Regions from separate parts of the Homo sapiens genome. Here region 2 is linked to region 1. Evidence: read pairs that join two places in POLR2A ChIA-PET (ENCODE). Cell type or tissue: A673. All regions are shown on one strand. Each heading gives the region's core, and the rest is flanking DNA. Links, peaks and the distances in the headings are about the cores only.

Region 1 (15,609 bases), core at 2,415-10,414:
CCAGGTTGGTCAGGCTGGTCTTGAATTCCCGACCTCAGGTGATCCACGCGGCTCAGCCTCCCAAAGTGCTGGAATTACAGGCGTCAGCCACTGCGCCCGGCCGAGGTTTGTTTTTTTTTTTTTTTTTTTTTTTTTTTTTTTTTTTTTAAAGCCAGTCATAGAAAATGTGTCATTTGGTGGACCTCCCTCCCATCCTTTTGAAATCCTAAGACCTTGCTGTGTTATTGACCATCAATCTCAGACACTGTCTGGGCTCTCCGGCAGCGTGGAGAGTCCTGGCCCCGCCTCGAGAACAGAGGCCAAGGACGGGAAGTGCAGGGGTCCGTGTACTTGCAGTTGGGTTCTATTCTACCCACACGGTGTCTTACAAGTTTTTTAAAAATGTCTTTCCAACTTTTAAGAACCAAGAGCTTTCACACTGAAAATTGGGCCTGGAGAGGGGGCGAGCGCCTGTGGTCCCAGTGTGTCAGGAGACTGAGGCAGGAGGATGGGACGTAGTGAGACCCTATCTCTAAAAAGAAAAAAAAAAAGGAATTAAGAAAATTGGGTTTTTAGCATTCCTAGAAATGTAGAAGCCCTGAGCTGCGTCTCCTGTGTGGGAGCTGGTCCCACTCCCCGGCCTTCGGAGCCCTCGGAGCCCGGAGCCCTCGATGCAGCGCTATGGATGCCGGGAGCGATCTTTGGAAAGGAGTCCCCGGCTCGAGCGACACTGCCCCCCTGGGGCTCTGCAGGTGCATGCAGTGGGATTGCTGGGCTGGACTAGAGGGTGAGGGTGGCTTCCCCCACACCCCCTTTCCTGGCTAATCAGAGAAAATCAAAACACCCTTGCCCAAGCGTCCAGCTGGAGAGTGAAGAAGGGGAGTCTATTGCTTATTTGTATATGATGAAGATTATAGATGTGTTCTAGGAAACATGATTATTTCCTTTAAAGCAGGAAATAATCTGCAAAATCCCTTTATGAACATAATGAGGATCTTTTATTCTCTCGCAGGGTGGATAGCTCTGTTTATACCCACTCCAGTATTATAAAAACACATAAATCCCCACTCTCATATCTAAATTGGCCTTGTGTGTGTTTGCTTCATAGTCCTCATCTCTCTCCCCCTTCAGTATTACATTTCTGTGGCTCAGGCAGTAAACGCGGGATTCCTAAAAGCACTCTGACAATAAACAAAAAGCTTTCCTCTGACTTTGGTACAGTTCATTTGATCTTTTCAAACATTTTGAATGAGGGACAAGGTGTGTTTTGCGTGGTTAGAACAAGGGCCAGTGGGTCCAAGGTCCACCTGGACCAATCTTTGCAGGATACAGGAAGAACCTTCTAACCGTGCAGTACAAAAGTGAGATGTCAGGGATTTTAGGCTTTCGGGGCTAGTGGGGGTTGTGTTTGAGGAACTTGAGGCCATCTAGGTGCATGCATGGCCTTGAGCAATGGTTCTCAGTCCTGACTCAGTACATGCACTTAGGCATATACAGATATTCACACACATGCACACTCACACACACATGCACATACAAATACATGCACACGCACATATGCATACGTCCACACACATAGGCACACATGCATGCACATATTCACACACTTACGTAGTTGCACACATGTACACATGTATGCACACACAGGCATACATACACATCTGTTAGAAGTTCTGATTTAATTGGTCCAGGGTGGATTCTGGGCATTGGTATTTTTCAGAGCTCCTCCACAAGTTTGAGAACCCACGAAAATAGTCTTTTCTCCTATTTCATCTTTCTATTTCACCCAGGGCCCACTATACTTTCAGTTCAGTCACAAAAAAAAAATCAGCTCCTCTAACGAAGAAAGTGTGGAAACAGATAGTCTAAGTAAAGATTTTTGGTTTTTCTCTGTCAGAACAGCTTGAGAAGTCTGAGGAGCTTTCACCCTGTGCTGCTTGGTGACAGAACTGGTCTCTGTGGCACTGTGAAAGGTGCCCTGGGGCTCTGTGAGGGCTACAGTGCATAACTGCAGTGTGGACCCCAGGAGCAGCACTGTTCACAACAGACTGGACCAAGGGCATGCTCTTAGCCTCGCTGTTCTCTGCAGATTCACTTCATTATCTTTAAGCCACACATCAGTGGTTGGGAAGGTGTCCTCAATTCTTCAAAAATTAAGCTGCTGACCATGGGCAGCTTTGAGCAATGCTGACAAGAAACCTGAACGTCTTAACAATGTGAAATTTAAACACACTGGAGTAAGAACTTGGCAAAGGGTTTTGTTTTCTCCAGAAACTTAAACGTGCATATCAGAAATGCCTTTTACAAAGCTTTTTTTTTTTTTTTTTTTTTTTTTTTTTTGAGACAGAGTCTCACTCTGCTGCCCGGGCTCTGGAGTGCAGTGGCACAATCCCAGTTCACTACAACCTCTGCTTCCCAGGTTCAAGCAGCTCTCCTGCCTGAGACTCCTGAATAATTGGGATTACAGGCACGCACCACCACACCCGTCTAATTTTCCTATTTTTAGTAGAGACAGGGTTTCACCATGTTAGCCAGGCTGGTCTTGAACTCCTGACCTCAAGTGATCCACCTGCATCAGCCTCCCAAAGTGCTGGGATTACAGGTGTGAGCCACTGCACCTGACCAAGAAAGCTTTTAATTATGGAAAATGTTTAACATATTCACAAGTAAACAATGAAATAATGAACTCCTAGATACTCACTGACCAGTTTTGACAGTGACCCACACACGGCCTGTCTTGTTTCATCTATAACCCTCCCACCTCTCTTCCTCTCAGACTCTTAAAATAAATCCCAGACAGCATATCAGGAGATGCCTTTTGATTTTTGAAGAATCAAGGACACCTTCCCAACCACGGATGTGTGGCTTAAAGATAATAAAGTGAATTTGGAGAGAAGAGAAGGCTAAGAGTGTGTCCTTGGTCCAGTCTGGCGTGGCTACACTGCATTGTGACGTAGTAGGTGTGCTCATCTGTGCCACATGACAGCAGGGATGGAGGTGCCTTTGGGAGAGAGGCCTGCTTGCATGACGGGGTTGCCTGTTCCATGTAGGGTAGTTGTCAGCTTATGTCCCCACAGCCTTCCTAGTGGAAAAAAGCCATTTTCAACCTTTTAGCCCCTGGACAGTGTCCCTACATGGAGAGAGGCAGACCTGGCCTGGCTGTTTGATGGATGGCAGGAATTCTGACTACATGCAGGCAGTCTGAAGTCCTGTGTTTTAAGCAGGACAACATTTATGGCCATCTAGCTGTACTCGAGAGGAATTAATGTGATTTTTTTCCCTTAACATTTCCTTAGTAAGTAGATGTAAGGTCTTGTAAATTAAAAATGCTATTTTGGTTACAAAAGTTTACTTCCTGGCCTAACTTTCCTGGGTAAATTGCCCTGTGCCTAGAGGCAGTGCGGTGAGGCTTTGGCTTTCTTTCTGGTTGTATTAGGTTGGTGCAAAAGCAATTGAGGTTTTTGTCATTACTTTTAATGGCAAATAATAGGATAATAATAGAATTGTTCGTGCAAGCTCTGAAAGGGGGCGTGTACTTTCAGATATTCACTTGGCTGATGTAGTGGAGAGCTAGACTTGCTCACGTCAGAAGCTCCTTGCTTTGATGAAGAATCTTGCCAGGCTTCCCTATGTCACAGTGGGAATTGGTGTGTTTTCAGGTATATTTTATGTGAACTGACTGACTTTAGGAGCTGTCTAGAAAGGAAAGGATGTACATCCACTCTCCTTCAACCACTTTCGTAAAGTGGGGAGCCATTTGCATGAAAATGTGTTCCCTGTTCTCTAGAAAAGTATGCCAATGAGAAGACAAATGAGTTTAGGGCTTTTTTTTTTTTTTTTTAGATGGAGTCTCACTCCTGTTACGCAGGCTGGGGTGCAGTGGCACGATCTCAGCTCACTGCGAACTCCACCTCCTGGGTTCAAGCAATTCTCCTTCCTCAGCCTCCCGAGTAGCTGGGATTACAGGAGTGCACCACCACCCCCAGCTAATTTTTGTATTTTTAGTAGAGATGGGGTTTTGCCATGTTGGCCAGGCTGGTCTCGAACTCCTGACCTCAGGTGATCCACCCGCTTCGGCCTCCCAAAGTGCTAGGATTACAGGCATGAGCCACCACGCCCAGCCGCCTTTTTTTTTTTTTTTTTTTTGAGAGATTAAAAATAATAACAAATCCAGCTGGATGCGGTGGCTCACACCTATAATCCCAGCACTTTGGGAGGCTGAGGCAGGCAGATCACCTGAGGTCAGGAGTTCGAGACCAGCCTGGCCAACATGGTGAAACCCTGTCTCTACTAAAAATACAAAAATACAAAAAAAAAAAAATTAGCTGGGCGTGGTGGCGTGCACCTGTAGTTCCAGCTACTTGGGAGGCTGAGGCAGGAGAATCGCTTGAACCCGGGAGGCAGAGGTTGCAGTGAGCTGAGATTGCGCCACTGCACTCCAGCGTGGGCTACAAGAGTGAAACTCTGTCTCAAATAATAATAATAATAATAATAATAATAATAATAATAATAATAACAAATCCAAGTGAGAATACAAAGTGATTTAATATGTACAGTTCATTTTTTAAAACCTTTCAGCTGTATGTTGTGACTATATAATAGCTAACATTTACTGGGTGCCTACCAGGTAACAAGCACTGTCTTACGTGCTTAAGATGTATTAAAAATTAGGTACACGGGAGGAAATGGAAATACAGAGTAATTAGGGAACTCCCTTAGACCACATAGGGAGAAAGCAGCTGGTCCAGGATTCAAACTTAGGATGTCTGGTTCCCACGTACAGAGCTACTGGGCCATTTACAGGACAGGGGCGTGAGAGAGTGGCTGCAGAAAAGTAGAAAGGAAAATTAGTCGTAAAGAGGGACTCGGGTCCAGGCACAGTGGCTCACACCTGTAATCCCAGCACTTGGGGAGGCCAAGGCAGGCGGATTATTTGAGGTCGGGAGTTCAAGACCAGCCTGGCCAAAATGGTGAAACCCTTTCTCTACTAAAAATACAAAAATTAGCTGGGCATGGTGCTGCATGCCTATATACTCAGGAGGCTGAAGCAGGAGAATCACTTGAACCCAGGAGGTGGAGGCTGCAGTCAGCCGTGATCGAGCCACTGCACTCCAGACAGGGCGACAAAGCAAGACAACGTGTCAAAAAAAAAAGAGGGACTCTGAGAAAAGAAGGCTCGGAGAGTCTTGGTATGAAACAGCATGTCACTCTCAGGCACCTGGGTGAAGGACATCAGGGAAGCGACCACAGTCTTCCTGGACCTGCTGCGCAAGCAGGGTGTGGTCTGCCAGGGTGGTCCTGCTTGTCCTTTCATCAAAGGCCAGGTGGACCCAGCTGGAGCCAGCCCTTCCCCTTCTGAACTCTAGCTGCCTCATGCAGTACTTTTCATCTGCCCCAGGGCAGAATTTTGTTTTTCCATGTCAACCCTTGTCTCCTCATCTTGCCAGATGGACAGTAGCATGCCCCTCAGTATTGCCACATACCTCGCCCAACACCCACGTCACAAATGTCCTGTGTAGGGTAGTGTGGTCTGTCCCAAGTCTGAAGGAAACTTGCCTTCACTTATTTTCATACAGTATTTTTTAATTAAGTGTTTACTTTCTAAGTGAATTCTAAGTATTTTACACCTGCCTGAAGGAATGCCTTAGGTTTTAGAGACCTCCTTGAACTGTCAGTTTACATGTATTCTACCTAAAAGTCTCAGATCAAAACTAGCCAGTGATCCTACGTGTTACTGAAGCTGAGTGACATTGATTCAGAAGAATGAAACTAAATTGGCCTCACATTTCCCACTTCCATATGGTAGCTTTAAATTTGGAGGATATAAAGAAAACCATGGCACCTAATTGAAGGGATAGTCTCACATTATTAGTATGAAGAAATGAATCAGGCTGGACATGCTGGTTCACGCCTGTAATCCCAGCACTTTAGGAGGCCAAGGCAGGCGGATCACCTGAGGTCAGGAGTTCAAGACCAGTCTGGCCAACATGGTGAAACCCCATCTCTAGTAAAAATATAAAAATTAGTTGGGTGTGGTGGTGGGCGCCTGTAATTCTAGCTACTTGGGAGGCTGAAGCAGGAGAATCACTTGAACCCCGGAGACGGAGGTTGCAGTGAGCTGAGATGGTGCCACTAACCCCAGCCTGGGTGACAGAGTGAGACTCCATCTCAAAAACAAAAAAAAAAAAAGAAAGAAATGAGTCATCTTTTGAAGGGAAGGCACTGGTTGCTGATGACACCCAAGCATTTTTTAGTGAAGTGGTTTTCAGACTACACAGTAAGATCCTTGAGTAGATCAAATAATCAGTTTTGTGGGTTGCACATAACAATGTAAAGAATCATCCAGGTGTGGTGGCTCATGCCTGTAATCCCTGTACCTTGAGAGGCCGAGGCTGGTGGATCGCTTGAGGCCAGGAGTTTGAGACCAGCCTGGGTAACATAGCAAGACCCCATTTCTACAAAAATTAAAAACAAAAAAAAGAAAAAGGATTGCATCACCTCTATGTAAGGGAAGTGTTTTTATGAAATTGTGAGTCATAGTACAAAAGAAAAAAACTACCAAACATCAGTAAAACACAGCTCTAGATAGAATGCTAACTTTTTCTGCACAGTTGGATGATTAATGGCTATCGTCCGTTTTATTTCACTGTGCTGGCTGCCATTCAAGTGCCAGGCGCTTTGTTCATGGCTGGTCACCTCCAGTAACCACCACTGGGATGCTTCCCAGTCCTTAGAAATCTGGGTAAGAAGCACTAATGAAGATGAATTTGTTTCCGGTTCTGCCATATTTTCCTCTGTGGGAGTTGTTATGAATGTTTTTTTCTCATAAGTGATTTGATGCTGTAATCCCTCTTATGTCTGAGAACAGATGCATGGCCATGGATCGGGCAAGTTGGTTTTACTTATCTTTGGGGAACCGGACTTAACAACAGGAACAAGGTAGGCAGTTAAGGACTCTGCCGTGATAAAGAGAGTTAGTTCAGGTGTTGTGTGGAGTTTTATTAGTGAGAGGTTTTCTGATGAATTTCACAGTGGGAAATTAACAAATCAGTTGCCTGCCCTTGGTTTGGAAAAGCACTTGGTTTTTGCTCTGGGTTGCCTGAGAGGCTGCTCTTGGCGCCTTGGTATTTGCAGCAGAGAGCTGCTGTTTCCTGGGGGTTGGCTGGGGTGAAGTGTAAGAAATTTCATATCAAGTCTCTTAGAGAGCTTTCTGGCCGTTTTTAAAGGAATGAACTGGCTGAGCATGGTGGTTCATACCTGTAATTCCAGCACTTTGGGAGGCCGAGGCAGGCAGATCACTTGAGGTCAGCAGTTTGAGACCAGCTTGGCCAACATAGTGAAACCCTGTCTCTACTAAAAATACAAAAATTAGGCATGGTGGTATGTACCTATAATCCCAGTTACTCAGGAGGCTGAGGCAGGAGAATTGCTTGAACCTGGGAGGCTGAGGTTGCAGTGAGCCGAGATCACGCCACTGTACTGAGCCTGGGTGACAGAGCAAGAGTCTGTCTCAAAAAAAATAAAAATAGGCCGGGTACGCTGTCTCATGCCTGTAATCCCAGCACTTTGGGAGGCCAAGGTAGGTGAATCACCTGAAGTCAGGAGTTCAAGACCAGCCTGGCCAACATGGTGAAACCCCGTCTCTACAAAAATAAAAATTAGCTGGGCATGATGGCGAGTGCCTATAATCTCAGCTACTCGGGAGACTGAGGTGAGAGAATCGCTTGAACCCAGGAGGCGGAGGTTGCAGTGAGCCGAGATCATACCACTGCACTCCAGCCTGAGTGACAGAGTGAGAGTCTGTCTCAAAAAAATAGGCCAAGCGTGGTGGTTCACGCCTGTAATCCCAACACTTTGGGAGGCCGAGGTGGGCAAATCACCTGAGGTCAGGAGTTCAAGACCAGCCTGACCAACATGGTGAAACCCCATGTCTACAAAAATACAAAAATTAGCTGGGCATGATGCTGGGTGCCCATAATCCCAGCTACTCGGGAGGCTGAGACGAGAGAATCGCTTGAACCTGGGAGGCGGAGGTTGCAGTTAGCAGAGGTCGCGCCATTGCACTCCAGCCTGGGTGACAGAGTGAGACTCCGTCTCAAAAATAAATAAATAAATAAAATGAGGGATGAACTGATATAAAGAGGTAAATGGAGCTTTTTGCAAACTGCTGGTTGTAAAAAATCAAATTAATTTTTCACAGTTCCCCAAATCCTATTTAAAACAACTACCTAGGAAACTTTTAAAAGTTGGGCATTAGTGAAGCCAAATTATTTTGCTTATCTTCTTATGACAAGTTTATGAGTAAGTTTTCCTTGGGTTTTGTGGTGAATCAGTGTGTGTAGTATGGATAATTATACAGTTAGCTGTTCTTAACTATGTATTGGACATGTCTTTAAATACACAGCAGAAATTGTGCCACAAGGGAGTATGATGTCCAGTCCCCACTAGGGTCCTGGTCCTTCGTGTGTCTGCAGTGTGAGCCTTCTTCCAGGGCAGGATCCTGACAGTCACAACAAAACAGCCCAAATCCCACTCACACCAGAGGCTGATGGCAGAACCCTTCAGAAAAAAAGATTTGATGATGGAAGAAGAGTAAGAAAATGTGTATCTAACCATTCATGAGAAAGTACAGGATAGCTCATTTCAATAGGAATCTAAATATTACTGGACCAAGAGAGTTATACAGTTTCCCTGGAACACTGTGCATGTGACACTCAAGAAGAATTCTGTATCAGTGTTAGTCATTGCCTCAGCCCACACGTGAGTGCCAGCAGTGCCAGGCCATGTGTTGGACCCCAGGGATACGGCGGTGAGCGCACTAGGCCTGGCCTGCCCTCCCGGAGCTCACAGTTGAGGCTCATCAACCTGCCAACAAACATGCTGTCAGTACCTCCTTTCAAAACTAACGTGTCATAAAGCAGACAAGATCTTAGAATAGTTTAAATCATCCCAGCTGGAAAAAGAAGGTTGCATGGTATTTGTGAGTTTTGAGAAAGGAGTTTCCATTTGGTTGAATCTGTAAACTTAAACCACTCAACAAACATTCTTTTTTAAAAAGGTATCATATTTCTTCTTTCCTTGACCCTGTGATGTTTATTTTTGTTGCTCACATTGGACTTTCAGGCTGATGGCAGCAGTGCTGGCTGCATAAACAGATTTTTCCACTTCAGTGAAATCAGCAGAGCTTGTTTCAGTTGCTGCATGGATGGTCAGCGTCGTTCCTTCTCATGTCCTCCTAGCATCCATCCTCAGCATTGCCATAAAACCTTCCTGGTGTGTAGTTTTCTAAAAAAATATTATCTAGCATATACATTTCACTCAGAAATACTTCCTTTATGGCAGTTCCTTAGCCAAGGCCGTGCTTTATTCATACTTCAGGATCAGCTAAGCCAAACCACGGTGGCAGTGAGGAGTGGGTCCTTTGGTTTGTTGACCCTGGTTGTCAGGGCTGTCTTTGGCTCATGTGTCTCTGTATTGAGATGTGGTTTAGCCTGAGAGAGTGGCCGGCTGCAATGCTAATTGTCCTCCCTGGTTTGCTGGCATCTGTGGGAGAACAAGAAGAAAAGGCCTTGGGTTTGGGAGAGCCCTGTCATCCATCTGGAGTGACCTGGGAGTGACCTGCGCGCCTTTCCCCCTGCCCCCGACTCATATTACCCTGTTCTTGTTCTTTTTAAAAATACTTTTATCTGTTTTTCCTACATTCTTTGGCATTTTAATCTCCCTCCCTTCCTTTCCTCCTTCCTTCCTTCCCTCTCTTTGTTTCTCTCTCCTTCTTCCTCCTCCTCCTCTTCCTCCTCTTCTCTTCCTCCTCTTCTTCTTCTTCTTTCTTCTTCTTTTGTTTTCAAGTTGGGGGTCTTGCTCTGTTGCCCAGGCTGGAGTACAGTGGTGCAATCATAGCTCACTGCAGCCTCAATCTCCTGGGCTCAAGCGATCCTCCCATCTTAGCCTCTTGAGTAGCTGGGACCACAGGCATGTGTGGTCACACCTGGCTAATTCCTTTTTAAATTGTTTTGTAGAGACGGGGTCTTGCTGTGTTGCCCAGGATGGCCTCAAACTCCAGGCCTCAAGTGATCCTCCTGCCTCAGGCTCCTTAAGTGCTGGGATTGCAGGCTCGAGCCGCTGCACCTGGCCCTTATTTTATTTTTAAGTGATCTGTACAAATTTATTGGGAGGACAAGAAAAAGGACATTTCAGAGAGTAAATAAAGAGAACGTTCCAACATAAACGGGAAAGGGATGTAGATAACATGGAACTCTGTCAAGCCCTTTAAACAAAGGCCAGGACTTTCTACCTTGCTGTGTGCAGCCTTCCAAGTAACCCTACCATTGCCTTTCCTGGCCGTTTGGATCTTCTCTACAGAAAATTGGACTTTTTCCACAGACTCTGGAATCAGCAAACACTAATTTTTACTTTTATAAGGTATAATCATTAATATTCCCTCATGCACATTAGTCATAGTCCAAGAAATGAGATTATTATTAGGCATCGAGCCAGGATAAGTACTGAGCCAGGACAGCTGTCAGGTCCAATTGGGCAGAACATGCAAGGCTGTAACTGGTGAGCAGCTGTTGGTAACCTGGGAGGCAGCCTGCTTCATGGTCACCATAGCGGATGGGCCTAACTCACCTAAGCAGGCAAGCACATGAGAACCTTCATATACAAGAACCTACCCCAGCACCAGGGTGGCATGCCCATGAGCACAGGGATGTTCATCTGCTCTGTCACCACTGCATCCCCAGTGCTTAGAACAGAGCCTTACACTGCTTGGTATTCCTCAGCACTGAATGAAGGAAATATTACATCAGAGACCATGAAGTTACTGAGTTGGAAAAGGTCTCAATACCTTAACTAATTGCTTTGCAATAGAAACAAGTACTTGGAGCATTTTCTCTTCCCACCTCCTTACCTCTCCTCTTTCATCCATGTTATCTTTGTAACTTTAGGTAAAAAGCTAATCTATTTTAGCCTCAGTTTGTTCATCTTTGAAATGTGGTTAGGAACCCTTATTTCCTAGGAGGTGGGGGGGGGGTGTGATTCACCCAATCACCCACAGCTTCTCGCACAGCTCCCGCCCTGTGCTAGCGCTGTTCATTCCATCTTCCTCTCTTTCTGCTCGTTCCCTTAAAAAATCTGCAAAGCGCTTATACCATACTTGTTTACCATCCAACAAAGCCATGAATAGCATTTTCTAGGAGAAAAGAATCATAAGATAGGAACACTACTAGGTAGAAAATTTGACTAGAAAAGGTCCTAGTGAATGAAACACCTGGTAATAAATACAGTCAAGTGCCGCATAACGATGTTTCGGGCAACCACGGGCCACATGTATGATGATGGTCCCATGAGATTGTGATGGAGCTGGAAAATTCCTATTAGCTAATGGCTTTGTAGCTGTAACTTCATAGTCCAACTCTTACTTACGCATGTGTGGTTTATGTTGGTGTAAACAAACCTACAGCACTGGGCACTGCTGGTCTTTTAAAGTGTCCAGTAATGTCCTAGGCCTTGACATTCCCTCACCACTCACTCACTCACTCACCCTCCACAACTTCCAGTCCCTACAGGCTCCATTCATGTTAAGTGTCCTATATAGATATGCATTTTTTTTAATCTTTTATATGATATTTTTACATTATCTTTTCTATGTTTAGAGATGTTTAGATAAACACTATTCTGTTACAGTTGCCTACAGTATTCACTACAATCTCAGGCTGTGCAACAGGTGTTTGAATAACATGCTTCATTTAAGATCATTTTGTTATAGCGTTGATGAGAAAAAAAAATGATTCCTGGCCAGGGCCACTGTGTGGAGTTTGCACATTCTCCCTCTGTATGGTAAAATTGGTTTTGTTAGACATCATTTTGCTTAAACTTGCAGGTTTCCAAGAACATAATGATGATGTTAAGTGAGGACTGTACTGGTTTGTAGCCAGGAACAATATGCTATACCATCTAGCCTAGGTGTGTAGGGGGCTGTAGCATCTAGGTTTGTGTAAGTACACTCTATGATGTTCACACAACAACGAAATCACCTAATGATGAATTTCTCAAAAGATATCCCCATATTTAAGGAATGCATGACTGTATTAATACATTCTATCATTTTTGAAACTCTGTTAAGTCTACAACAGCCAGCTGGTATTTTGCCCCTATATTTTCCAGAGTCAGGAAAGAAGCAGAATAGATTTTTTAAATTCCTAGGCCAAGGCAAAGTCTCCACCAGTAGCATGTGATGAGAACACTGTTCAGTCATCCATCACATGGTGTCACTCAGCCATGCAAAATTACCATTTTCTCAGAGAAAGTGTTGCTGGACCTGAGGAACTGTAAAGTATATTTTCTGCTTTTTAGTTTCCTAGCTCTCTGCCACTTGTGGGTACAGTGACCAGTTTAAAAACAGGAGTTTCCTAGCATGAGAAATATATGTCTAGATCATTTGTAGCAAAGTATCAGAGTCCAGATTTCATGGAGGTCTAAGGCCTGTGGATTGGGTGGAGGGGACCTGCGGATCCCAACTTTCATCCAGAAGTTGATACATACTCACCTTCTTTAGTAGCTAGTTTCAGTTTTTGATTCAGGACAAGTGAGGAAAAGCAGGTATTTCAAAATACTGCCAAGAAAGAGATGAGAGGAGGTAGAAACGGCCATGGTCCTGATATAAGATGATTTGATGGTTAATTGGCATGCATTTCTGCAAAAATCAACATGCCACCATCACTATGAGGTAGCTACCATTACCATGTTGATATATGTGTGAACAAAAGTTTTCTGGAAAGGAATTTAAAAAGACTTTACTCCAATGAGCAGTTTGCAAACCAGGGAGCTGCAGCCTTCAATGTAAACTGAAGGTACATTCCAGAGAATCTAAGGAGTGTTTGTGTTTTATAAAGTTTCTGTCCATGTTCTCACTCAGGTCCATTTATGCAAATGAAGGAGTCAAACTTGCTTAGTTCTGATTGGTTGATGTTTGCTGAGCTCTGATTGGTCAACATAAGTCAGACCTTATGATTGGTTCAGGCAGGGTAAACAGGAACAGGCAGCTATGAAAGTCCCCAAGTTAAGCAGAGGTATGGGTTTTCCAGGAATTCAAAGTACATGTGTGACGACTAGTCAGCAAATGGCCACTTGGTTCTAATTTCAACTAAGGCCCAGTTGGCTGCTCAGGATTCATCTTGAGGGATTGGCTCTTCCAGAGTTCACAGTGTCTTTGACAGTGCTTTTTTTACTGATGTAATTTTATGAAAACACAGTCATGTTATTTGCACTATTTGATTTTTTGTTTGTTTGTTCCGGCTTTGTTTGGAAAACTTCCTTGAATATTCAGCACTCTTGGCTCTTCATGTTTGGGAGTGATGTACTAAAAGCTGATTGGAAGGACTATAGGGTGGGGCCTGTAGAGTGGGGGCTTTGCTGTAGGGTGACCAGGTGGAGGACTGGGGGTTTGTCCCTGGGGCCTTTCGGTTTTACCAGAAGAGATCTTCAGATCTGCAGGGTGTGTGGGGGTTGGCAGGGGAGGAGAGTTGAAGCCAGTGTGGTTGATTTAGTACTTCCATGCTCACTTAACTCTCTGTGTTATTCCTTTGTGGGTTTTTTGTTTGTTTGTTTGTTTGTTTTTTTGACAGAGTCTAGCTCCATGGCCTACTCTGGAGTGCAGTGGTGCGATCTTGGCTCACTGCGACCTCTGCCTCCCAGATTCAACCGATTCTCGTGCCTCAGCCTCCCGAGTAGCTGGGATTTCAGGCACACACCACCATGCCCGGCTCATTTTTGTATTTTTAGTAGAGACAGGGTTTCATCATGTTGGCCAGGCTGGTCTCGAACACCTGACCTCAGGCAGTCTGTCCACCTCGCCCTCCCAAAGTGCTGGGATTACAGGCATGAGCCACCACGCCTGGCCCTTCTGTGTTATTTCCTTGCTGTCTGCTCTCACTGTGTTGTAGTCTGATTTGGTGTTGGGGCGGGGGCCTGGGGACACCTAAGGACCCAGGTGATCTCATATAGACCTCCAGGGAGGCCTCTTTTTCCACCCATACCTCATCCTCACTGCCCTGTGGGCTCACAGCATGTACTTGGTGTATTGTCGTCTGTTATGTGGAGGTAGCAGCTGTTCCTCCATCTGGTTTCTGTATTTTAAAAGGTATTGAATTTTCTTCTTATGCTGTGATTGTTATGTAACAGCTATGATGAAAAATTAAGAATAGTAAGAGTGATTTGGTGTGGCTAATGCACCACATATACCTGGAAATCCCACATATATGTGTTTGTTACCTACATTTTTGTTGTTGTGTTTTTACTTAACAGTCTGTTAATTGTTTTAGCTTACCCTTAGGATAAGTATAAATTCCCAGACATGACTTGCTGGGCCCAAAGAGTATGGGAATTGTTTGGGACCAATGATCCAGCAGCAAATTGGAACCAGTTTGCAGGAATAGTTTCTGCAAAGCTTCTGAGAGGAGAGGAGAGGAGCAGGTGTCGGGGAGAGATGGCTGTTCAGCACTTTGCAAAGTGCTCCAAGGCTCCGGGTTGAATGTGCAGCATGCTTGCTCCTGCCTTCCAAGAGCTGACCACGTGGTGGGGGAGCCAAGGCACAAAAGAGCTGTACCTTTGCACATCTGCTTCTTTATTCATTCATTCATTTGTTCGTTTGTTCATTCATCACTCACCACACGTGACTGAGCGGTTCCTATTTGCCAGACACAGTGAATATGCACTCAGTTCTGGCCCAAATCGCTGGCAGGACAAGGGGGCAAGACTGTGAAGAAAGAGCATGGGCAGTGGGACGAACAACCTGGGCCTTGTTGTACTGTTAAAACACTATACAACGTGATTTTGCAACGTGCTTTTTTCATTCATTATGGGTTTTGTGATTTCCTGGTGATGGACATTTAGATAGTTTCCAGTTTTCCCCTACAGACATAAGTACAGTGAGTATTCTTTTTTATGTCTCCTCTTGCAAAGGTGGGGAACTTATCTAGGGGGTGGAAGTGGAATCTTGGTTGTAGGATTTCAGCATCTTTAACTTTACTAGATATGGTCAAAATATTCTCCTGTGTGATTGTACCAATTTACACACCTTTCCTCAGTTTATCAAAATGCAGCATCTCTCTAACTTTGCCAACACTTGCTGTTGTCAGATATTTAAAGTATTTGTCAATCTAATGGGTGTGAAGTGCTCTCTTATTTTTTCAGTGAAGTTCTATGATTGCTGGTGACATTGGACTTCTTGTGACTATTTAAGTTTTGAATTCAGACTTTACCACTGCCTTTATGAACTTGGGAAATGTTCATAAATGTTCATAATGTTCAGGAGACCAAACCAGTCTCCTGGTTTGGTGAAACATAAATACCTACATTTAGCGTTATTATGAGAAGGAGGGACCACACGCATGGCTCCTGGCTGTTTGTGTCTCAGTCTGAAGTCATTCTAACAACACCACCCAGCGGGCTGCCCCTCCCCACTGAGGAGACCCCACCCCACCCCACGCCCAAGGCTGTAGTCTGGAGCAGCAAGAGCCAAAGAGGTCCTGTGAGAGCAGGGGGTGCCTCTTGAGAACCCCAGCAGGAGTCCCAGGAGAGCCGCCCACCCCTGGATGCGGTGCCCGAGTGTCTGTCCTACAGTAGTAGCTGGCA
Region 2 (15,609 bases), core at 5,020-13,019, 110 kb before region 1:
CTCTCTCTCTTTTGTGTGTCCTAGCATTATGAATCTAGGAAAAGGCAGATTCTCCGAATTAAAATCAGAAATATGTAATGAGGAGTTCTAAAGAATATGCCTCAGTCAATCACTGCAACTCCATGGCATTCTCTGCTGTTAATATGAAGAAGAATGACCTTTTAATGGCAGGGAAATAAGTGAACACTATACAAAATTTGTTTCTGGAGAAGATTTAATGAAATGTATTATCCATAGAACTATCTGGTTGTTTATAAAAGTTGTGGATTATAAATTTGAATCTCTAGGGGATTATTAATGCTTTTCAAATTCCTCTCATGACACTCTTTCCTTCAGGTGTATCTGTAGGCGACAAGGGGTACAGCATTTATAAGCACAATATTTACTGGGCTCTGTTTCCCAAAGGGTTGTATGTGAACAGTCTCAGTAAAGCATCTACTTGTTACCAAGAGTAAAGGCTGGGCGCAAAGGCTCACACCTGTAATCCCAGCACTTTGGGAGGCTGAGGCAGGAATATCACTTGAGTCCAGGAGTTCAAGACCAGCCTGAGCAACATTATCAAGACCCCTGTCTCTTAAAAAAAAAAAAAAATTAGCTGGGGTGGGACGTGCCTGTAGTCCCAGGTACTCAGGAAGCTGGAGGTGGGAGGTTTGTATGAGCCCAGGAGGTCAAGGCTGCAGTGAGCCGTGATTGTGTATAACTGTACAACTCTTTTGCTTAGACAACAGAGTGAGACCCTGTCTCAAAAAAGGAGTCGAAAAAATATATAAATTTCCATAACAATCCTAGAAGAATTAAGCTTACAGATAGTACAATTACTACTTAGACTGTACATTTCTTCTCTCTTTCGGTTTTTGAGACAGAGTCTCACTCTCTTGCCCAGGCTGGAGTGCAGTGGCCACCTGGGCTCACTGCAACCTTCACCTCCACACTTCAAGTGATTCTCCTGCCTCAGCCTCCCAAGTAGCTGGCATTACAGGCGCATGCCACCACACCTGGCTAATTTTTATAATTTTTAGTAGAGACGGAGTTTCACCATGTTGGCTAGGCTGGTCTCAAACTCCTGACCTCAGGTGATCCTGCCACCTTCACCCCCAATGTGCTGGGATTACAGGCATGAGCCATGTCACCTGGCCTTCTTATTTATTTATTTATTTTAAGAAAGAAAGTGTCTCACTTTGTCTCCCAGGCTGGAGGGCAGTGGCATGATCACAGCTCATTGCAGCCTCCAGCTCCTGGGCTCAAGGGATCCTCCCTCCTCAGCTTCATGAGCAGCTTGTACTACAGGCATGAGCCACCACATCCAGCTCATTTTTTAATACTTTGTAGAGATTGAGTCTTGCTAGGTTGCCCAGAATGGTCTTGAGCTCTTGGCCTCAAGTGATTCTCCTACCTCTGCCTCTCACAGTGCTAGGATTACAAGCATAAGCCACCAAGCCCAGGTGGTTACTTTTTGCTATCTTAAGAACTCTTTTTTGGTGGCTCATGCCTGTAATCCCAGCACTTTGGGAGGCCAAGGCGGGCAGATCTCAGGGTCAGGAGATCGAGACCATCCTGGCTAACACAGTGAAACCCTGTCTCTACTAAAAATACAAAAAAAAAATTAGGCAGGCATGGTGGCGGGCGCCTGTAGTCCCAGGTACTCGGGAGGCTGAGGCAGGAGAATCGCTTGAACCCAGGAGGTGGAGGTTGCAGTGAGCTGAGATCGCGCCACTGCACTTCAGCCTGGGTGACAGAGCAAGACTCCGTCTCAAAAACAAAAACAAAACAAAAAAAAACCTCTTTTTTTTGGAGGGGGGATGGAGTCTCTGTCTCCCACACCGGAGTGCGATGGCACGATCTCCGCTCACTGCACCCTCTGCCTCCTGGGTTCAAGCAATTGTCCTGTCTCCCTTTCCAAATAGCTGGGATTATGTGCTCACACCACAACACCCAGCTAATTTTTGTATTTTCAGTAGAGAGAGAGTGTCACCAAATTGGTCAGGCTGGTCTCAGAACTCCTGACCTCAGGTGATCCACCTGCCTCAGCCTCCAAGGGTTCCCAAAGTGCTGGTGTCCGGTGGGTTCGTGGTCTCCGTGACTTCAAGAACGGAGCCACGGACCCTCGCGGTGAGTGTTACAGCTCTTAAAGATGGCATAGTGAGTGTTACAGCTCTTAATGACCGCAGGGACCCGAAAAGTGAGCAACAGCAAAATTTATTGGGAAGAGGGAAAGAGCAAAACCTCCACAACCCAGAAAGAGACTGGAGCTGGTTGCAACTGCTGGCGGAAGCAGGGGGCGGTGGAAAAAGGGGGAATGGCCAGCTTTTATTCTTTTATTTGTCCCTGCCCATGTCCTGCTAATTGGTCCATTTTCCAGAGCGCTGATTGGTCCATTTTACAGAGTGTTGATTGGTCCATTTTACAAACCTCTAGCTAGCTACAGAGCATTCATTGGTGCATTTTTACAGAGTGCTGATTGGTGCATTTTACAAACCTCTAGCTAGCTACAGAGCGCTAATTGGTGCATTTTACAATCCTAGCTACAGAGTGCTGATTGGTGCATTTTACAATCCTCTTGTAAGACAGAAAAGTTCTCCAAGTCCCCACTCCACCCAGGAAGTCCAGCTGGCTTCACCTCTCACTGGGATTACAGGCATGAGCCACCAGCCTGGCCAGAACTCTGTATTTTTACAAATGAGCACAAGTGCTTGTTTGGCATCAGCACTACAGGCAATGCTGCCATGAATCAGTCCTGATCCTCCTAACTGTTCTTGCTGTGTCACCCCTACTGGCATTCTTCACGCTATAGCCAGAGGGGTAGTGTTTTAAAAGTCCTAATCCCTTGATTAAAAACCTTCAAAGTATCCATTGTACTTTGGAACAAAAGCTAACTTCCATACTAAGATACTGATGACTCCTCCACCCTCCTCTCCCGCCATCCTCCTAATTCACTGCTCTGCAGCCCTGTGGGCCTTCCCTACCAGACCAGGACGTTAACATTTGCTGCTTCCTCTGCCTGAGACAATCTTCCCCCACACCCTTGTCCCATCCTCAGTCCTCACTCACTCTATTATCAAAGTAATCTCAGAGAGGCCTTTCTCAGCTTTAGTAATGTAGAGTTCTCTCTGCCTCCCTCCTCCATCAGCAATCGCTTGTTTATTTCTCATAGCATCTCTCGTTTCTGATTTATGTGACTTATGTCACCCTCTCTTTATAGAATGTAAACTGCCTGAGGGCAGAGGCTCTGTCTTACCTCTGCATCCCCAGCTCCTAGCCCAGTCCACAGAGCCTACCTAGCACATAGCTAGTGCTCAGTTAATGCCTATTGAATTATATCAATGAACAGTTGGATAAATTACTAGGCTGTTCCCACCAATTAGACCCTAAGGTGTAGGATTTGGAAACCCACTTACTTTTAAGCCAGTGGAACAGAAAAAGGGGTGGCATTGTCTTTTCAGAGAGTTGAAATGTCTCTCATTTTAATCCCTAATTTAAGCATTTGAATGATTAGATGGAAAATGGTTTTCAAACAGACATCTACTTCCTCAAGAGTCTGCAGAGTGTCAGCAACATATTTACCAGAGGCAAGCTGTAGAGGCCTCCTAAAGTGCTGGGATTACACAAGTGAGCCACCGCTCCCAAATAAATGTATAACTGGTATTAAAATATGTGTTACATGGTTAAAGACATTTTAGGGCCAGACGCAGTGGCTCACACATGTAATGCCAGCACTTTGGGAGGTCAAGGTGGGCAGATCACTTGAGGTCAGGAGTTCGAGACCAGCCTGGTCAACATGGCAAAACCCCATCTCTATAAAAAATATGAAAAAGTAGCCAGGCGTGGTGGTGCATGTCTATAGTCCCCACTCCTTGGGAGGCTTAGGTGGGAGGATCACTTAAGTCTAGGAGACTGAAGCTGCTGTGAGCCAGGATTGCACCACTGCACTCCAGCTTGGGTGACAAGATGAGATCCTGGCTTAAAAAAAAAAAATAGATCAGTATCTCTCATGAACACAGAGGCAAAAATCCTCAACAAATATAAGCAAATTGTATCCAACAATGTTGTATTAAAAAACCATAACCAAGTGGGATTTATCCCAGGTATGCAAGGCTGGCTCAATATTTAAAAATCAGCTGATGTTGCTGGGCGTGGTGGTTCACACCTGTAATCCCAGCACTTTGGGAGGCCGAGGTGGGCGGATCACAATGTCAGGAGTTTGAGACCAGCCTGACCAACATGGTGAAACCCTGTCTCTACTAAAAATACAAAACAAAATACAAAAACCCCATCTCCACTAAAAATACAAAAATTAGCCGGGTGTGGTGGCAGGTGCCTGTAATCCCAGCTACTCAGGAGGCTGAGGCAGGAGAATCACTTGAACCCAGGAGGCGGAGGTTGCAATGAGCCAAGATTGGGCCACTGCACTCCAGCCTGGGCAACAGAGCAAGACTCCATCTCAAAAAAATAATAATAATAAAGAAGGAAAATAATATCATATCAATAATATAAAAAAAAGCATTTGACAAAATCAAACGCCCATTCATGATAAAAAAAACTGTCAGCAAACTAGGAATAAAGAGGAACTTCCTCTGCTAGATAAAGAACATCTACAAAAAGCCTACAGCTAACATCATATTCTTAATGGTGAGAAATTAGTCCTCCCCCTAAGATGAGGAACAAGGAAAGGATGTCCCTTCTCACTACTGCTTTTTAATATTGTATTAGAAGTCCTAGCTAATGCAAGATGAGAAAAGAAAAGTAAAGGTAGACAGATTGGGGAGGAAGAATTAAAACTGTTGTACTGGCTGGGCATGGTGGCTTATGCCTGTAATCCCAGAAATTTGGGAGGCTGAGGCAGGCAGATCACTTGAGCCCAGTAGTTTGAGACTAGCCTGGGCAACATAGCAAAACCCTGTCTCTATTTATATAAACTAGTTTAAAAAAAAAAAAAAAGAACTGTTGTAGTTTGCAGGTGACATGATTGTTTATGCAGCTAAATAAAAAACATTGACAATACCAAATGCTGAGGATGTAGAGCAACAGGAAATTTCATTCATTGCTGGTGGAAATGCAAAATGGTACAGCCACTTTGAAAGACAGTTTGGCAGTTTCTTACAGAACTAAACATACTATTATCATACAATTCAGCAATCATGCTCCTTGGTATTTACCCAAATAAACTGGAAACTCGTGCCTATAACCCCAACACTTCGGGAGGCTGAGTCAGAAGGATTGTTTGAGCCCAGGACTTCAAGATCAGCCTGGACAACATAGTAAGACCCTATCTCTACAAAAAAATTTTAAAATTAACTGGGTATGGTAGTGTGCACCTGTGGTCCCAGCTACTTGGGAAGCTAATGTAGGAGGATCACTTGAGCCCAGGAGGTCAAGGCTGCAGTGAGCTATGATTGTGCCACTGCGCTCCAGCCTATGTGACAGAACAAGACCCTGTCTCAGAAAAAAAAAAAAAAAAAGAGAAAGAGAAACACACAGGGCCCTGAAGTGATGCCAAATGAGAAGAGACAGCCTGGAGATCTGGGAGATGGGGCTTGCAGGCAGAAGGTGAGCTCTGGGAAGGGGCTGAGATGGCCCAGGCTGCATGTAGGGAGAATGAAAGCAAGCCAGGCCAGCCACGCGCAGTGGCTCACGCCTGTAATCCCAACACTTTGGGAGGCCGAGGCGGGCAGATCACCTGAGGTCAGGAGTTCGAGACCAGCCTGGCCAACATGGTGAAACCCTGTCTCTACTAAAAATATAAAAAAAATTAGCCAGGCGTGGTGGCGGGCACCTGTAATTCTAGCTACTCAGGAGGCTGAGGCAGAAGAATCACTTGAACCCGAGAGGCAGAGGTTGCAGTGAGCCGAGATTGCGCCATTTCACTCCAGCCTGGGGGACAGAGTGAGACTTTGTCTCAAAAAGGAAAAAAAAAAAAAGAAGCCAGGCCAGGGGCTGGAGCAGGGAGGACAAAGGACAGAAAGGCCAGAGATGTGGGCAGGGGCCAGGTCACCTATCTGAGACCATGACAGGAGTTTGAATTTTATTTTAATTAGAATAAGAGTCATAGCAGTTGGGATTCTTCTTGCAAACATGGAAGGACTCTGGCCAATTTAAGAAAAGGAATGGACTGAAAAAGCAGCTCATAGAACCACCAAGAAGGCTGATCGATTAGGCTTAGAAAAACACACAACCACTCTGTGAGGTTGGGCAGTCAGCAAAACAGGCAGAATCACCTCCCAGAGCTGGTGCAGAGGGCATGCCCCAACCAGAGTGACTATGTTGCCCAGGCTGGTCTGGAACTCCTGGGCTCAAGTGATCCTCCTGCCTTGCCCTCCCAAACTGCTGGGACTACAGGTGTGAGCCACTGTATGGGGCTTCACTCACATTCTTGACAGCCAGATTCAAGTTCTGAAGAATATTTATTTTAATCAACTTTCAAAACTCTTAAGTCCTGATCAACGAAAAGGGAGAAAAAGCAAATAAGTAGGCATGTATTGTATGTGGAAGGTATTTCAAAATGGCCAGCCAGGAGAGAAGACAGTAACTCTAGTGCACACACCATTTCACTCAGGGAAAGTCACAAAAGTCAGCCACAACCCCAGGCTATGAAAGGAGTCAAGGTGGCTGTTACAGGCCAGGTGAACACAACTTTAAATGGCATCAGTTCAAGACCATTACATTGTGGGACTGGAAATAGTTACTAGATTATTTCTGGGAGTAGTAGAAGTAGTGAAGTAGCAATATGAAAACAGTTGAGATGTCCGCCTTATTTAACCCTTAAACCAGAGGTTTTCAATTGTGGCTGCATATTAGAAGCACCTGGGAATCTTAAAACAACAATAACAACAAACAACGGAAACCAACACCTCCAGGGAAAGCCCAGGACCTCAGCTGTTTCGAGGGCTCCCTGGGGTTGGGAATCATTCCCAAAGCTTGGTGCTCACTGACTTGGGAAGGCGAGAGGTTTGAAATTCAAGCAGCCAGGAAATTTCTGTGCAAGGCCTGCCAATGCTTTGGACATCTCTTCATTATTTACAGTTCTGAGTTCAAAGAATTTTTAAGACTTAAAAATTACCAGATCCACACGAGGTCAGGAGATCAAGACCATCCTGGCTCACATGGTGAAACCCCGTCTCTACTAAAAAAATACAAAAAATTAGCTGGGCGTGGTGGCGGGCGCCTGTAGTCCCAGCTACTTGGGAGGCTGAGGCAGGAGAATGGTGTGAACCCGGGAGGCAGAGCTTGCAGTGAGCTGAGATGGCGCCACTGCACTCCAGCCTGGGTGGCAGAGCAAGACTCCATCTCAAAAAAAAAAAAAAAAAAAATTACCGGATCCAAATTTTTGCTTGATCTATTCTGGTGGGTAGTATCACAAGCCTTTATTTTGTTGTTGTTGTTGTTGTTTTACAAATTTACATTTTAATTGCCTTTATTTATTTATTTGAGACGGAGTTTTGCTCTTGTTGCCCAGGCTGGAGTGCAGTGGCTCAATCCTGGCTCACTGCAACCTCTGCCTCCCAGGTTCAAGCGATTATCCTGACTCAGCCTCCCGAGTAGCTGGGACTACAGGCACACACCACCACACCTGGCTAATTTTTGTATTTTTAGTAGAGACAGGGTTTCACCATGTTGTCTAGGCTGGTCTTGAACTCCTGACCTCAGGTGATCCGCCCACCTCGGCCTCTCAAAGTGCTGGGATTACAGGCATGAGCCACTGTGTCCAGCCTGCCTGTCTTTACAAAGAAAAAATAATTAAGCCTTGAGAATTTGTAATAGTTATATTTTTCTTTGTAACCATAATCTTTAGGCTTTTAATAACATCTAGTTTGTAACTCAGCTTAATTTTTTTTCTCTGCTAAGGTATGATGGTAGGGTGTGTAACTGTAAATTTGTAATTTATACTGAGGGTATGAGTTGGGCATGGCAGGGAAGCCGCTGGGACCCTACAGTGGACTATTTGTCATTCTTCAGGACAAAGGGAATGACAGCAGCCAGCGCTTCCTGCCTTGTACTCACACACTGGAGTGTGCTGAAGCGTACTGAGGAGGCAGGGCCGTCTCAGATGCCCCATCCTGCTCCTGACTTCGCAAGCTGCCACTCTGGGCAGTGTGCCAGCACAGGGGGAGCAGACACAAGCTCAGTTGCTCAGCGAGTTATGTGGGCTTTGCAACCATTGGAAACTCCAGAAACCTTAGCTTCACAGCTTGGAGAAAAGGAAAGTTTTGGTTGTCAGCGTACTTAATGGTGGTCCTAAAAAGGCTGCCTGCAGAGAGCACATTTTAGTAGGATTGGGATGGGGCACACCTGGCCTGTGGACCAGGCCCTGAGAAATAGCCTGTCGGGGGGCGGGGGGGGGGGTCAGGAGATTCACAGAAAGAGTGAGTATAATGAAGAGAGCTGAATTCCTGATTAGAAAGAAGTTTTTTGTTGTTGTTGTTGTTTGGTTTTTGGTTTTTTTTGAGATGGAGTCTCGCTCTGTCGCCCAGGCTGGAGTGCAGTGGCGCTATCTCGGCTCACTGCAAGCTCCGCCTCCTGGGTTCACGCCATTCTCCTGCCTCAGCCTCCCGAGTAGCTGGGACTACAGGCGCCCGCCACCATGCCCGGCTAATTTTTCTTTTCTTTTTTTTTTTTTTTTTGTATTTTTAGTAGAGACAGGGTTTCACCGTGGTCTCGATCTCCTGACCTCGTGATCCTCCCGCCTCGGCCTTCCAAAGTGCTGGGATTACAGGCGTGAGCCACCGCGCCCGGCCAGGTTTCTAATGGAGTGTGCTAGACATTAGGGAGCTTTCTCTCCCTCTTTTTATCTTCAGCCACGGTTTATCTCCACTGCCTTCCTCGGAATCCTAGAACTGCATTTCCCAGACCCTCTTGCCTCCAGGGTTCCAGGATTTACATTCTGCCAAGGACCAAGTTTAGGTACTCCTGCATTATTTGAAAGACAAAGGGATGCCGAGGCCGCAAGCAGGGGGCATGTGGGGACCTCAGCACACCTGAGGCCTTGCAGCCACCTCCAGGCACCCGCTGCGAGGCTGCCCCTCCCTGTTGGGCGTTTGAGCATCATGGAGGTTTCTGACCAGGGAACAGGGGGCAGCAATTTCCTAGGTCCCCGTCCCATAGCTGTCATGATGAACCTGGAAACTAACACCTTACTTTCCTGGATTTTTTCATGCTACTTAGCATCTTTCTTCATGCTGTTTTGACAAACTTCCCTGGATTTTTGCTCCTTTAGACCTGCCAGCAGTTTTTACAGTATCTGATTCCGTAATTTAAATCCCTTTCTGCTTAAAATATCTAGAATGGTTTGTTTTTCCAATTGAACACTGCGTGTTTGGTGCCAGAAGTGGCCCCAGGAAACAACTCTCAAATGTGGGTGTCTCAGTCTGTTCAGGCTGCTGTAGCAAAACAGCTTAGACTGCGTAATTTATACACAACAGAATGTCTTGCTCACAGTTCTGGAGGTGGGGAAGTCCAAGATCAAGGAGCCAGGTATTCAGTGTCTGGTGAGGGCCCGTTCCTCTTAGATGGCACCTTCTATGTGTCCTCACATGGCAGAAGGGCAAAAAAGGGCAAACAATAGCCAGGCATGGTGGTGGGTGCCTGTAATCCCAGCTACTCGGGAGGCTGAGGTCTGAGAATTGCTTCAACCCGGGAGGTGAGGTTGCAGTGAGCTGAGATCACGCCACTGCATTCCAGCCGGGTGACAGAGGGAGACAGAGGGAGAGCCAGGTGCAGTGGCTCACTCCTGTAATCCCAGCACTTTGGGAGGTCGAGGCAGACGGATCACCTGAGGTCGGGAGTTCAAGACCAGCCTGACCAACATGGAGGAACCCCGTCTCTACTAAAAATACAAAATTAGCTGGGGGTTGTGGCACATGCCTGTAATCCCAGCTACTCAGGAGGCTGAGGCAGGAGAATCACTTGAACCCAGGAGGCAGAGGTTGCAGTGAGCCGAGATTGCACAATTGCATTCCAGCCTGGGCAACACACCTGTAATCCCAGCACTTTGGGAGGCCGAGGTGGGTGGATCATGAGGTCAGGAGATCAAGACCATCCTGGCCAACATGGTGAAACCCCATCTCTACTAAAAATACAGAAATTAGCTGGGTGTGGTTGGCACATGCTTGTAATCCCAGCTACTTGGGAGGCTAAGGCAGGAGAATCGCTTGAACCTGGGAAGCAGAGGTTGCAGTGAGCAGAGATCACACCACTACACTCCAGCCTGTAACAGAAACAAGGACACTAATCACATTCATGAGGAGTCCATCCTTATGACCTGATCATTTACCAATGATCTCAACTCTCAATACCAACACAGTGGGGACTATTCAACATAGGAATCTGGCAGGGGGCAGGGGACGGGGAGTAGGGGGGAGGGGCGGAGGTTGTGGGGGCGGGGCGGGGAACAAACCCTAAGGCCAAAGCAGTGAGGTTCTGGGGTTGGCTGTCTGAGGTGGTTGGGTTGGAAGGCAGTGGCAAGCTCCTCTTGGTGGAAATGGGATCCTGGAGGGGCATAGCATGCAGTGATCACACAGTGACCTCAATTATTATCTGTGTGTGCCAGGAATAAAGGCAATGCTTTGTGAATGCAGGTGGCCACTGGGAGAGACACAATGGTGGGAATGGTGCCTACTGGGATTGAGGAGGGAGCCTCAGCCTCCCAAAGTGCTGGGATTACAGGCATGAGCCACCGTGCCAGGCCAAATTTTTTTTAAGTATAGGAAAATATCTATAATACAGCTCATAAAATATTATCCATAATGTAAGAAAATGCATAGGAAAAGTGGGAGACATATTCTCTTTTTTTGGACACATATTCTAAGAAAAATATAACATATTGACAAAAGGGCTAATATCTTTTTTTTTGAGACAGTCTTGCTCTGTCACCCAGGCTGGAGTGCAGTGGTGCGATTTCAGCTCACTGCAAGCTCTACTTCCTTGGTTCATGCCATTCTCCTGCCTCAGCCTCCCAAGTAGCTGGGATTAAAGATGGACACCACCATGCCCAGCTAATTTTTTTGTATATTTAGTAGAGACAGGGTTTCACCATGTTAGCCAAACTGGTCTTGAACTCCTGACCTCAGGCAATCCGCCCGCCTTGGCCTCCTAAAGTGTTGGGATTACAGTCATGAGCCACCGCGCCCGGCCAATATCTTTAATATGTAAAGAATTCATAAGAAAAAAACCTCCAACTCCAATGGAAAAAGAAAACAAAAATTGAATTCATCCACTTGATAAATATTTATTGAATACTTCCTGCATTTGAGGCTCTGTTTAGGCTCTGCAGATGTTCAGTAAACAAACGAGAAAAAAACTCTGTCCCAGTGAAGTTTATAGTCATATGAAGAAGACAGGCAATAAAAAGAAGAAAATAAATAAGTGAATAATAGATCATGTTACAAAGCGGCCACGCATGGTGGCTCATACCTGTAATCCCAGCACTTTGGGAGGCCGAGGTGGGCAGATCAGCTGAAGTCAGGAGTTTGAGACCAGCCTGGCCAAAATGGTGAAACCCAATCTCTATTAAAAATTAAAAAACTAGCTGGTGTGGTGGCGCATGCCTGTAATCCCACCTGCTTGGGAGGCTGAGGCACGAGAATCACTTGAATCTGAAAGGCAGAGGTTGCAGTGAGCCAAGATCATACCACTGCACTTCACCCTGGGCAACAGAATGAGATTCTGTCTCAAAAAAAAAAAAAAGAAAAAAAGAAAAAAAAAGATTATATTATGAAGTGATCATTGTGGAAAAGGTAAAGCAGGGTAAGGGGCTTGGAGTGTTTGGGTAGGCATAGATGTTGCATTTTTAAGTGGGGACATTGGCCTGGCATGGTGGCTCACACCTGTTATCCCAGCACTTTGGGATGCTGAGGCAGGTGGATCACTTAAGGTCAGGAGTTCGAGACCAGCCTGGCTAACATGGCAAAACTGTCTTTACTAAAATAAAAAATTAACTGGGTGTGATGCGCATCTGTAGTCCTAGCTACTCAGAAGGCTGAGGTGGGAGGATAACGTGAGCCTGGGAGTTTGAAGTTGCAGAGAGCTATGATCGTGCTACTACACTCCATTCTGGGCGACAGAGCGAATAATCCCACTTCATAAAAATCAATCACCATAAGCAAAGTTAAAAAACAAATGACATGGCTGGGCGTGGTGCATGCCTGTAGTCCCAGCTACTTGGGAGGCTGAGGCAGAGGGGATCACTTGACCCCAGGAGTTCAAGGGTGCAATGAGCCCTGATTGTGCCACATCACTCCTGCTGGATGACAGAGCAAGACCCTGCCTATAAGCAGCAAACAAACGACAAACCAGAAAAAGATACTGGAAACTATGCCACAGACACGGGGCTATTCTAACTTCTTCTTATTATTATTATTTTAATTTCTATTTTTTTAGATTTTTTTGTAGAAACAAGGTTTCACCATGTTGCCCAGGCTGGTCTCGAACTCCTGGGCCCAAGCAATCCTCTCATCTTGGCCTCCCAAAGTGCTGGGATTGCAGGTGTGAGCCAATCTGTCCGGCCCTCTCTGACTTATAAGGAGTTCTTAGAAATAGAAAAGATTAATCCAAATGAAAAATGGGCAACGGACACAGTTTATAGAACAAGAAATGCAAATGGCCCTGGAATCAATGAACGGATGCTCAACCTCTCTCATGTAAGAGAAAAGTAGGCACATTAAAACTTGACGGAAATACTGCTTTCTACCTATTGCATCAGCAAAAACCCAAACGTTGAAGAAACAGGAGCTTTCCTAAGTTGCTGATGAAAATGTAAAATGTTACCACCCCAATAGGGAACACTTTGTCAATGCAGTATTTAATCCAACTTAAAAATATGTTTGACTCTGCAACCCCTTTTCTGAGTACTAATCATTCAGATACACAAACACGTATACAAAAGGCTATGGTTACAAGCTTGACACAACAAAAGACTTTAAACTAAAAAACCCAAATGCTCATCCGTCAGAGTTTGGTTAAATAAACTATGGCCCATTCACAAAAAGGAATATAATGCAGCAGTAAAAAATAATGAGGATATTATCATTGTCCAGGATATACCATTAAATGAACAAAAGCAACGTGCTGAGTATTGTAGACAGAGCGCTACATTTTATTTATAAAACGGGGAGGGGGAGGAGTAAGTAAGCACATTTGCATTGGTTTGTTCATGAATGAACATAGGAAAGGTCCATGAGGAACTAATACAAGTAGAAACCTATAGAGACTGTATACCTTATTTTATGTATGTATATGTATATATACACGTAAATATAATTATTAATATTTTATACTTATTGTACTTATTTTATAAACCTTATATTTACTAATAAAACATTTATTATTAATAAAAATATTTTATTTATTATTAATACAATAAATTATTTAATAATATTAATCATGTAATATATTAATATATAAATAATATATGAAAATACATTTAGTTATATTTTAAAATACTTTTTTTTTTTTTTTGAGATGGAGTCTTGCTCTGTTGCCCAGGCTGGAGTGCAGTGCTATAATCTCAGCTCACTGCAACCTCCGCCTCCTGAGTTCAACTGATTCTCCTGCCCCAGCCTAAAGAGTAGCTGGGATTGCAGGCACACACCATCACGCCTGGCTAATTTTTGTATTTTTAGCAGAGACAGGGTTTTGCTATGTTGGCCAGGCTGATCTCGAACTCCTGACTTCAGGTGATCTGCCTGTCTTGGCCTCCCAAAGTGCTGGGATTACAGGCGTGAGCCACCACACCCGGCCTAAAAATACTATTTTTGAACCATGTAGGCATATTAACCACTCAAGCAAGAAATAAAAACAAAAAATGAAAAAGCAAAGGAATGCTGAGTAAACTGAGATTGTGTTTGAGATTTAGCTTAATTGTTGATAGTTTATGCTCATAAATTATCTCCCCATTTGAAGAGGTCCTGTGTATGGAGGAAAGAAGAGTCCCAGATCACATGGAAGAAACATGAAATTAGAAAAGATAAACCATTGCCTGTGATTGCAAGTCGCAGGACACTTCATCATTCCTTCCTCCTGTACCCACTTTTTTTTTTTTTTTTTTTTTGAGACATGGTCTCATTCTGTCTCCCAGGATGGAGTGCAGTGGCACGATCTCAGCTCACTGTTGGCTCCACCTCCCAGGCTCAGGTGTGTGCCACCATACCTAGCTATTTTTGTATTTTTGTAGAGATGGGACCTCATTATGTTGCCCAGGCTGGTCTACAGCGATCCTCCTGCCTTGGCCTCCCAAAGGGCTGGTATTACAAACATAAGCCACTGCACCCAGCCACCCACAAAATCTTGAATGATGATTTCCTAAATCTTTCAAACTATTCTAATTATTTTTTACCATGTCAGTCTTTCTAGACCAATGCCTGGCACAGAGTTAAGTGGCACTTGCCCAGTGTTCTTTCTTTTCTTTCTTTCTCCAGGATGGTAGGGTCTGTTTTATTTTTCCTGCATCCTAGGGCATAGCTTGTGCCCGAGATCTAACATTCAACAAATGTTGGTTGAAACTGTGTATGAATGAATGAATGAGTGGCCAACAAATTGGTCCTACCTATTACACTTAAGAACATATGGAAAAAGTAAATATGAAGCAAAGGTGGTTACGTTAGTTACGTCTTCAATTAGACTTCTAGGAACAAGGTAAAAATTCTCAAAACTTGATCTATGTTATAAATTTCATATGCGCAGAACTTGTCATTGCTAAGGACATGATGTCATCATAGCTTTATAAATAGAATGGGAATCTTTAAGATCTTCCACTTTAGCTTTGAATATACTACAAAAGGTACAGTAGTTTCTTGACAGTGCTTAAAAGTGTAGTTACAAGGGACAAACAGTAATTATAGATCAGTATCATCAGGCTGTGCCTCGACTGCAGTCCAGCACGGCTCCTGGTGGCCTGCCACAGAGACAAGACAAAGCTGGAATTCCCCAGCTGAAAATGTGGCAGCTGCTAGGGAGCAGCCGCTGGGTGGGAGGGGTGCTGCCTCCCAAACAGAAAGTTCAGTGAAAAATCTCCATTCTTGGGGCGACTGGGTGGTCCCAACTGGTTAGGGCTGAGGTGAGTGACAGGAAATACTGAGCATGGTGTCTTTCCGATTCTTAAATTATGAATAAATACCATGCTGAACTCCCACACTTTTGCTTTCCAAACCCAGGTAATGCAAATGCAGATTCTCAGTCATTTTAATTTTGCTTACATTCACCATTTTTCCACGACCACTTGTGTGGATTTACATAAATTTCAAAAATGTATCTGTTTATAATGCCTATATAAAGATGGCTTTAGGCTTTTGGATGTGTTCATTGAGTGAAAATAAAAATAAGTGAAATAATAAGTAAAAATGGAAATAAGAAACTGGGAGGCACCAGCCTGGGCAACATAGTGAGACCCTCAAAAAAAAAAAAACAAAGGAAAGAAAAGAAAAACCCCAAGACAAACAAACAAAGGAAGCATTGTGTAGTGCTCTGAGGCCAGCTGCCTGGATTTGCTCATGGTTCTCCACTTGCTAACTCTGGGTGACCTTGGGGAATTTACTTAGTCCTGTGGTTTGAATGTGTCCCCTCTAAAACTCAGGTGTTGCCAATGTGACAGTATTAAGAGGTAGGCCTTTAAGAGGTGATTAG

Evidence for each region. Peaks named below come from ENCODE experiments on the same cell type or tissue, not always from the same donor. Only the 100,000 strongest peaks of a DNase experiment are listed, where the experiment ranks them.
Region 2: POLR2A ChIA-PET joins it to region 1 with 14 read pairs; 2 of 35 experiments call an interaction of 5 or more read pairs at or near these places.

What each region holds. Positions count from the first base shown.
Region 1 is chr13:21,008,185-21,023,793 of GRCh38, reverse strand. All of the region lies in intron 2 of LATS2 (large tumor suppressor kinase 2), which reads left to right. Among named protein-coding and RNA genes, the nearest start is that of LATS2, 46 kb to the left of the region's middle. RefSeq lists an enhancer at 6,091-6,230. In A673, for the core only: no CTCF peak of the experiment used is centred there; DNase peaks (open chromatin) are centred at 6,213 and 6,703; H3K4me3 peaks cover 624 bases; H3K27ac peaks cover 2,819 bases.
Region 2 is chr13:21,117,472-21,133,080 of GRCh38, reverse strand. No RefSeq gene overlaps it. Among named protein-coding and RNA genes, the nearest start is that of SAP18, 15 kb to the left of the region's middle. RefSeq lists an enhancer at 2,569-3,077. In A673, for the core only: no CTCF peak of the experiment used is centred there; a DNase peak (open chromatin) is centred at 8,060; H3K27ac peaks cover 340 bases.